Regions from separate parts of the Homo sapiens genome. Here region 2 is linked to region 1. A link is a contact called in ENCODE Hi-C or POLR2A ChIA-PET data. All regions are on one chromosome and are shown on one strand. The core of a region is the stretch at or near the end of the contact, and the rest is flanking DNA. Distances in the headings are between cores, read along the strand shown. Region 1 holds the start of MFSD12 (major facilitator superfamily domain containing 12). Region 2 overlaps PIP5K1C (phosphatidylinositol-4-phosphate 5-kinase type 1 gamma).

What was found. Hi-C counts contacts between places; a loop is a spot of excess contacts on that map. ChIA-PET counts read pairs that join two places held with the same protein, here RNA polymerase II (POLR2A). Pooled maps may share reads with other maps.
Region 2: a loop to region 1 is called in a pooled map, with 2.4 times the contacts of the local background. The contact joins the enhancer-like site here to the promoter of MFSD12 in region 1. A Hi-C loop is called at or near these places in 2 of 50 pooled maps. POLR2A ChIA-PET finds 5 or more read pairs at or near these places in 5 of 52 experiments (BJ, GM12878, HepG2 and 2 more).

What each region holds. Positions count from the first base shown.
Region 1 is chr19:3,555,920-3,559,472 of GRCh38, reverse strand. It overlaps MFSD12 (major facilitator superfamily domain containing 12), which reads left to right and starts at 1,887. Exons shown (of 10, transcript NM_174983.5): 1 at 1,887-2,367. The coding sequence starts at 2,070. RefSeq lists an enhancer at 1,048-1,342 and silencers at 1,452-2,001, 2,042-2,111, 2,292-2,461.
Region 2 is chr19:3,669,969-3,673,521 of GRCh38, reverse strand. All of the region lies in intron 1 of PIP5K1C (phosphatidylinositol-4-phosphate 5-kinase type 1 gamma), which reads left to right. Among named protein-coding and RNA genes, the nearest start is that of PIP5K1C, 29 kb to the left of the region's middle. RefSeq lists an enhancer at 692-1,367. Within about 2 kb of position 1,700, at least 19 of the 41 ENCODE cell types and tissues checked have a DNase peak (open chromatin) inside an H3K27ac peak, as active enhancers do.

The sequences.
Region 1 (3,553 bases), core at 638-3,137:
CGATTCTCCTTCCATACTGCAAGGACCTTTTGTTTTGTTTTGTTTTGTTTTAGAGCTGGGGTCTTGCTGTTGCCCAGGTTGGAGTGCAGTGGTGCAATCATACCTCACTGCAGACTGCAAGGCCAAATATACTGCTGTAGGCCGGGCGCGGTGGCTCGTGACTGTAATCCCAACACTTTGGGAGGCCAAGGCGGGTGGGTCACTTCAGTTCAGGAGTTTGAGACCAGCCTGGCCAATATGGGGAAACCCCGTCTCTACTAAAAATACAAAAATTAGCTGGGCGTGGTGGTGGGTGCTCGTAGTCCCAGCTACTCGGGAGGCTGAGGCAGGAGAATCGCTGGAACTCGGGAGGCAGAGGCTGCAGTGAGCTGAGATTGCAACACAGCACTCCAGCCTGGGTGACAGACGGAGACTCCATCTCAAAAAGAGAGAGAGAGAGAGAAAGAAAGAAAGAAAACTGCTGGAGACCCGCCCGATGCAGAGGCTCATGTTTGTAATCCCAGAGCTTCTGGAGGCCAGGGTGGGAGGCTTGCTTGAGACCAGGAGTTTGAGGTCAACCTAAGCATCATAGTGAGACCCTGTCTCTCCAAAATTAAAAATACAAAAGTTAGCCACATGTGGTGATGCGTGCCTGTAGTCCCAGCTACCTGGGAGGCTGAGACAGGAGGATTACTTGAGCCCTGAAGATTGAGGCTGTAGTGAGCCATGATTGCACCAATGCACTGCAGCCTGGGCCACAGAGCAAGACCGTTTCTTTCTTTCTTTCTTTCTTTTTTGAGGCGGCGTTTCACTCTTGTTATCCAGGCTGGAGTGCAATGGCGCGGTCTTGGCTCACTGCAACCTCTGCCTCCTGGGTCAAGCGATTCTCCTGCCTCAGCCTCCAAAGTAGCTGGGATTACAGGCACCTGTCACCACGCTCGGCTAATTTTTGTATTTTTAATAGAGACGGGTTTCACCTTGTTGGCCAGGCTGGTCTCAAACTCCTGACCTCAGGTGATCCGCCCGCCTCGGCCTCCCAAAGTGCTGGGATTACAGGCGTGAGTCACCGCGCCCGTCTCAAGACCCTGTTTCTGAAATAAATAAAAAGAGGAAAGAAGAGAAAATGCTGCTGGAAGGAGTAGGGCCTGAGTTAGGGGGAACCGCACACACCCCCTGGAGGAACTTGAAACCCTCAGTCCGGTGACCCGTTTGTGGGAGGACGTTGGTTGGACGGGGAGGGTCGCGCGCACAGGCCTGGGAGTCACAGACGCCTGACTCACTGCGAGCCTCGGGCAACTCTGTTCCTCGCCTGTAAAATGAGAGTGAAATTTGCGTCACCACGTGGGGCTCTTTGCAGGCAACGCTCGTTAAAGGCCAGCTGGTACTATTATGTTGATTACCCCCATCATTACCGTTAGTAACCAATTAATTAGTGTTGTTGCGTCCTCTCCGCGCCCGATCGCGTCTCTCTAGGCCGGGGAGTCAGCGGACCCCGAGGCCAGCTCGGGCTCAGACCTCCCCCCAACCCCAAATCCAGAGCCCGTCCCACTCGCTCCACCCCGGCCCGCAGTGGGCTGTCCAGCTCCGGGTGGACTGGGGTGGTGCGGGCCTGGAGGCCGGGTCTGGGTGGGAGCCGGCGGTGCCCTCTGGTCCATTTCCTTCCCCAGTCTATGGGGGTGCCGGCCACTCCTGCGGCGCGCTCGGGGTTCGCCCTCATACCCGGCGGGCGCTAGGACCGCGTGGGCGCCCGTCGTAGAGGCGGAACGAGCCCTGCGGCCACGCCCCTCTCCTCTCTCCTTGGCGATTGGCTGCGGTTCCCCGGGGCGCGGCTCCGATTGGCTCAGGCACCGGAACCTCCCCGCCCTGCCCCGCCCGGCGCAGTCGCCCGGCTCTGGGGCCCGGCGGCTGCAGAGTCGAGCGTGGGGCGGACGCGGCGGACGTGGGTGAGGGCGCGGCCGTAAGAGAGCGGGACGCGGGGTGCCCGGCGCGTGGTGGGGGTCCCCGGCGCCTGCCCCCACGGCACCCAAGAAGGCCTGGCCAGGGTACCCTCCGCGGAGCCCGGGGGTGGGGGGCGCGGGCCCGGCGCCGCGATGGGCCCGGGACCCCCAGCGGCCGGAGCGGCGCCGTCCCCGCGGCCGCTGTCCCTGGTGGCGCGGCTGAGCTACGCCGTGGGCCACTTCCTCAACGACCTGTGCGCGTCCATGTGGTTCACCTACCTGCTGCTCTACCTGCACTCGGTGCGCGCCTACAGCTCCCGCGGCGCGGGGCTGCTGCTGCTGCTGGGCCAGGTGGCCGACGGGCTGTGCACACCGCTCGTGGGCTACGAGGCCGACCGCGCCGCCAGCTGCTGCGCCCGCTACGGCCCGCGCAAGGCCTGGCACCTGGTCGGTAAGCGTCCCGGCCCCGCCACCTGTCGGGCAGCCCCTCCGAGACTCCGCGACCCGGGCGCCTCCTCCCTCTGACTCACCACCCGCCGTCTGCCTGCCTCAGGATCGGAGTCTCCCCTCGGTCTGTCTGTCCCGTGGCCCGAGCTTCCCTGCACTGTCTGTCCACGGCCTTAACCTCCCCTATGTATCTGTCTGCCCTATGAGCTGAGTTTTCACCCCTCTGTCTGTCCCCTGGCCCGAACCTCCCCTGTCTGTCTGTCTGTGCCCATGGCCTGAGCTTCCTCCATCAGTCCCACCACCCAGCCCCCTCTCTCTGCCTGCCTGGGACCTAAGTCTCCCCTGTTTGTCTGCCCCATGAGCTGAGTTTTCACCCCTCTGGCTGTTCCGTGGCCTGAGCCTCCCCCGTCTGTCTGACTACCCAGTGGCCCCTCTGTGGTGTCACTCCTGAGCCTCCCCTGCCTGTCCCACCATCCAGCATCCCCCGTCTTTCTGCCCCATGGCCTGAGCCTCCCCCGTCTGACTGTGCTGTGCCTCCCCCATCTGTCTGACTGTGCAGTGCCTCCCCCATCTGTCCAACTGTGCAGGGCTTCTCTATCTGCCTGAGCCATGAGCCTCCCCCATCTGTCTGTTTAACTGCCCCGTATCCCCTCTGTCTGTCCCTTGGTCCAGCCTCCCCTGTCTGCCTCAGAGCTGCTGTCTGACCTGCGGGGCCCTCACCATCTGACTACATGACTTTCTAGTGGGAATGCCTTTGTTTGTCTGAGCCCCCGGGCCACCCTGAACCCTCTGGAGGGTTGGTGGTGACTGCTCAGCGCCTCCTTTGTCAGTCTGTCTAGCCTGAGCTCGTCTATTAGGGTGACCAACTGGGACAGCTATGGCTGAGGGACAGTCAGGCCCCCTAGAGCCTCCTCTCTCTCTGTGTGTTCTGCCAGGGCAACCTGGTGCGTCAGCAGTTTGAGGGTGCTGCTCCGGGAGTTGAGAGTTGGGAGCCGCCTGGGTGGGACTGGAGGGTCAGGGGTCTCTGCCCTGTTCTTGCATTGCCTCTATCTGTCTGGCCAGGGTCAGGGACCCCCTAGGTCTGGGGGAGCTGCCCTGATTAGAGAGGGCTGTTGGGAGGGCAGGAGGCTGGCGTCATGGGCTGGGTCACCCTGCCCCAGTGCCCATCGATAAGACTGCAGGGCTGCCTC
Region 2 (3,553 bases), core at 451-2,950, 110 kb before region 1:
CTGTGCTACTCTGACACACCTGGGTCCCACTGCCGCCCCTTTCTCACTGGCCTTCCCTTGCTGCCCTCAGAGCTTTGCCAGAGTCTGTGAGCAGGTGACAGAGCAGGCCTGGGACCCCTGTTGTGGGGATGACAACAGCCATGTATCAGGTGGTGCCGTGTGCCGGGCAGTGAGGAGGGGATCGTTTGGTGCAGGTTGGCTGGAGGAGGCCTCTGAGGGGTGATGTTCAAGCCAGGTCTGGGGTGAAACAGGAACAAACCGTGAGGGAATCTTGGGACTGGCAGGCCAGGCAGAGGCACCGCTCGTGCAAAGGCCATGACACAGGGTGGCGCTGGCGTGCTGGAGGGACAGCGAGGGCCCGTGTGGCTGGAGCAGAGGGAGGAGCAGAGGGCAGGGAGGGGGCCACACAGGGTCTGGTGGGGTGACAGGGCCTGGTCTTCACCCTGCAGGGTTGCAGTGAGGCCTGGGGAGACCCTTGTCTGCGGTGGGGGCGGGGTGGGTGGGCCCCCTTTCGCAGAATCCCTCCCCTGCCGTGGGCTCTCCCCGGCCCCCCAGTCCCCAGCCCCCCAGTCCCCAGCTTCATCATCCTGGGCCTTCCAGGGCCCTGCCCACTCTCCCCCCGCCCCCACCGCCTCCAGGGCTGGGGCTTTCTCCTCCCAGCCATGGGGGTCTGGACCTTGGTTCTACAGGGATGAGGCCACCACTGTTCCTGTCCTGCCTGCTGTCACAGTGCCCTGCAGGTGCCCACAGGGGCTGAGGCACCTTCCACCCACCCTCGAGCTTGCCTCGCTGGGCCCTCTGCCCCACGGCGCCCTGTCGGTGAGCCCAGAATGTGCCCTGTTTCCTCTCACTGTGATGCCTCCCTCCCTCTGGCCACCTGTCCAGACCTCTCCGTCCCCATTCTTACTTTGGGTCTCACTGCAGAGCCAGCCTGACAATCTGCCTCCTCCCCCAGTTTAGTCATTCCCTGCCTCAGTGTCCATGTCAGACAGATGTGGAGAGGAAGCTCTGGCGGAGGCCTGTTGTGCAGAGAAAAGAGGAACGGGTATCTGTCAGTCCATGGGTCAGTCAACAAACACGCCCATGCTGTCAGCCCAGGGCAGGCCCCGTCCTGAGGGAGCCCCCAGGCTCAGCAGGAGGGACCAGGCTGGTCTGCAGGATGGGGCGGTGTCAGTGGGGTGGCAAAGGTGGCTGGTGTGGGACACAGTGTCCAGGGAGCACTGGCAGGGCCAGGGCGGAGACCAGGCGCAGGCCAGGGAACAGCTGGGTGCAGAGGCGGCCATGTGGCCCCGTGGAGAATGGCAGTGCCTCTAGGGCTCGAGCTGGCTTCAGCCGCACTTTATAGAGAGAGACTGAGGCTCAGAGAGAAGCCCTGGGCACACAGGGAGGTGGGGTGGCCGATGAGGTCACCGTGCAGCCAGCGATCAGAGCCGTGCACCGCAGGCCCGGGTCGCCACCACGTCCTGTGATGGGGCCAGGAGAGAGGGGCCCCAGCGGCAGAGCCCCCGCCTCGGGCCTGGCCAGCGGAAACTGCTCAGAGGGGCCACCTCCCGGCTCCGCAGCGCGGCTCGCCTTTCCTCCCCCGACTATTTTTAAAACCTAATTTCCTCGAAAACGGGGTGGCTCATTCAGCAGATAATTAGTCACGTCTCAGGCTGAGCAGAGCTCACCGTCATGACAGCCCCCTATGGGGGTCACGGCAGGCTCTGTGCCCTGAGCGGGCCTCATGGGGAGCGAGGATTGAGTGAAGATGGCGCTCACCTGCCCCCACCCCCTGGGCAGGCGGTGGCAGCAAGGCTGTGCTTTCTCCCCGTCCCCTCTCCTCCACAGGACACTCGGCTCTGGTCTCCCCTTGCTGCCCGTTCCTGCCTGCCCTGGGAGCCCCACATTTTCCCTGGGGTCCCCCAACCGAGTGCCTCCCCTCTCCGTCCTGCTCCACCTCCACCTCAGTGCTTCGGCCCCGGCCAGTCCCTTAACCCTACAGGCCCCCAGTGCAGGGACGTTCCCAGCAGGGCCCGAGCCGCCTGCCCCTCTCCTCTCCTCTCCCCGTTAGCCAGCTCAGGTGAGTCGGGCAGGTGAAGACGTGGAACCACAGAGGGAAACTGAGGCAGGGGGCCTACACCCAACACGGGTGACCCCGAGGTGCCTGGTGAGGTCAGCAGAGCTGGGTCTGGAGGGCCTCACTGCATCCACTGGGTCCCGGGGCCGTAGGGAGCCTGGGAGAGTCCGGGCAGGGGTGGACCCAAGCGCTGTGACCTCTCAGCATCGGGGCCACTGAGGAAAACAGCTGAGTCACCCAAGTGGGTGTGGGGGGGCCCCAGAGGGGTGGTTTCGCGAGTAGAGTCAGGACTGTGGGCAGGGAGGCCCCAGACAGGCCGAGCAGGGGGACGCCCGGGCCCCCGATGAGGTCTGGAACGTCCCGCCCCGGCCCACCGCTGGCTTCCTGCCCTCTCTTCTTTTCCTTCCCCCACACCCTGGACGTAAAACCGTGAATTGTTCTGCTCCCGGGCCGCCAACCCAAACATCACGTCAGCGTCCAGCACCTTCCGCCCCGCCGCGGCCCAGAGCAGGCCCTTTGTGGCCTGTCAGAGACCTGGGGGCGACTGGCCCTGTCCTCTGGAAGGACAGAGAAGCAGCCCGTCTTTCCCTTCACCGTGGCAGCCGGAATCCTGAGTCACCCCACTCCCTCCGTCCCCGTCCCCGCCCCTGCAGTGAGCACCATGGGTCTGTCCCCCAGATCCCTCCAGGGCCCACCCGCTGCCCACCCAGCCCTGCAGGGCATCCAGGTGGCCCGAGGGGAGGACCCTTCAGCTGTTCTTGCTGCCTTGAGAAGTACGCCCCCTCCCACCCAGGGCTGGGGTCCTCACTGGAGGGCTCCGTGTGAGGTCCTGGGCTGCCCAGACAAAGTCCCCGGGACTGGGGGGCTTGGAGCAGCAGGCCTTGAACAGGCGTTTGTTCTGGCTCAGCTCTGGAGGCCAGGAGCCTGAGGTCCAGGAGTGGGCAGGGCTCTGCCCTCCCGACCGACCTCGGAGAAGCTCCACACCCCTCTGCTCCTGGTGCCTCCGGGCATCCTTGGCGTTTCAGGGCCTGGAGGAGTGGTGCCCTCCCCGCCTCCACCCCACACGGCATCTTGGCCTCCCTGAGCGGCTTCTCTTATAAGGACAGCGGTGGATCCAGGGCCCACCCCACTCCGGCATGACCTCATCTTACCCAATGACATCAGCAAAGACTCTCTTTCCAAATACGGTTGCAGGCTGAGGTTCTTGGAAGGACGTGAATGTCGGAGGGACACCGTCCAACCCCGCACCCTCAGGCAGGCGTGGGGACTGACCACGACTGCAGGGGCCCACCAGCGTCTCGAATGCGGCCCCCTCCCCACCTGCCGCCTGCAGAGGCTCCTGACCCCAGCCCCCTCCCCACCTGCCGCCTGCCCCAGGTTCCTGACCGCAGTCCCCTCCCCACCTGCCGCCTGCAGAGGCTTCTGGCCCCAGCCCCCTCCATACCTGCTGCCTGCCCCGAGGCTCCTGACCCCAGGCCCCTCCCCGGCCTGCCC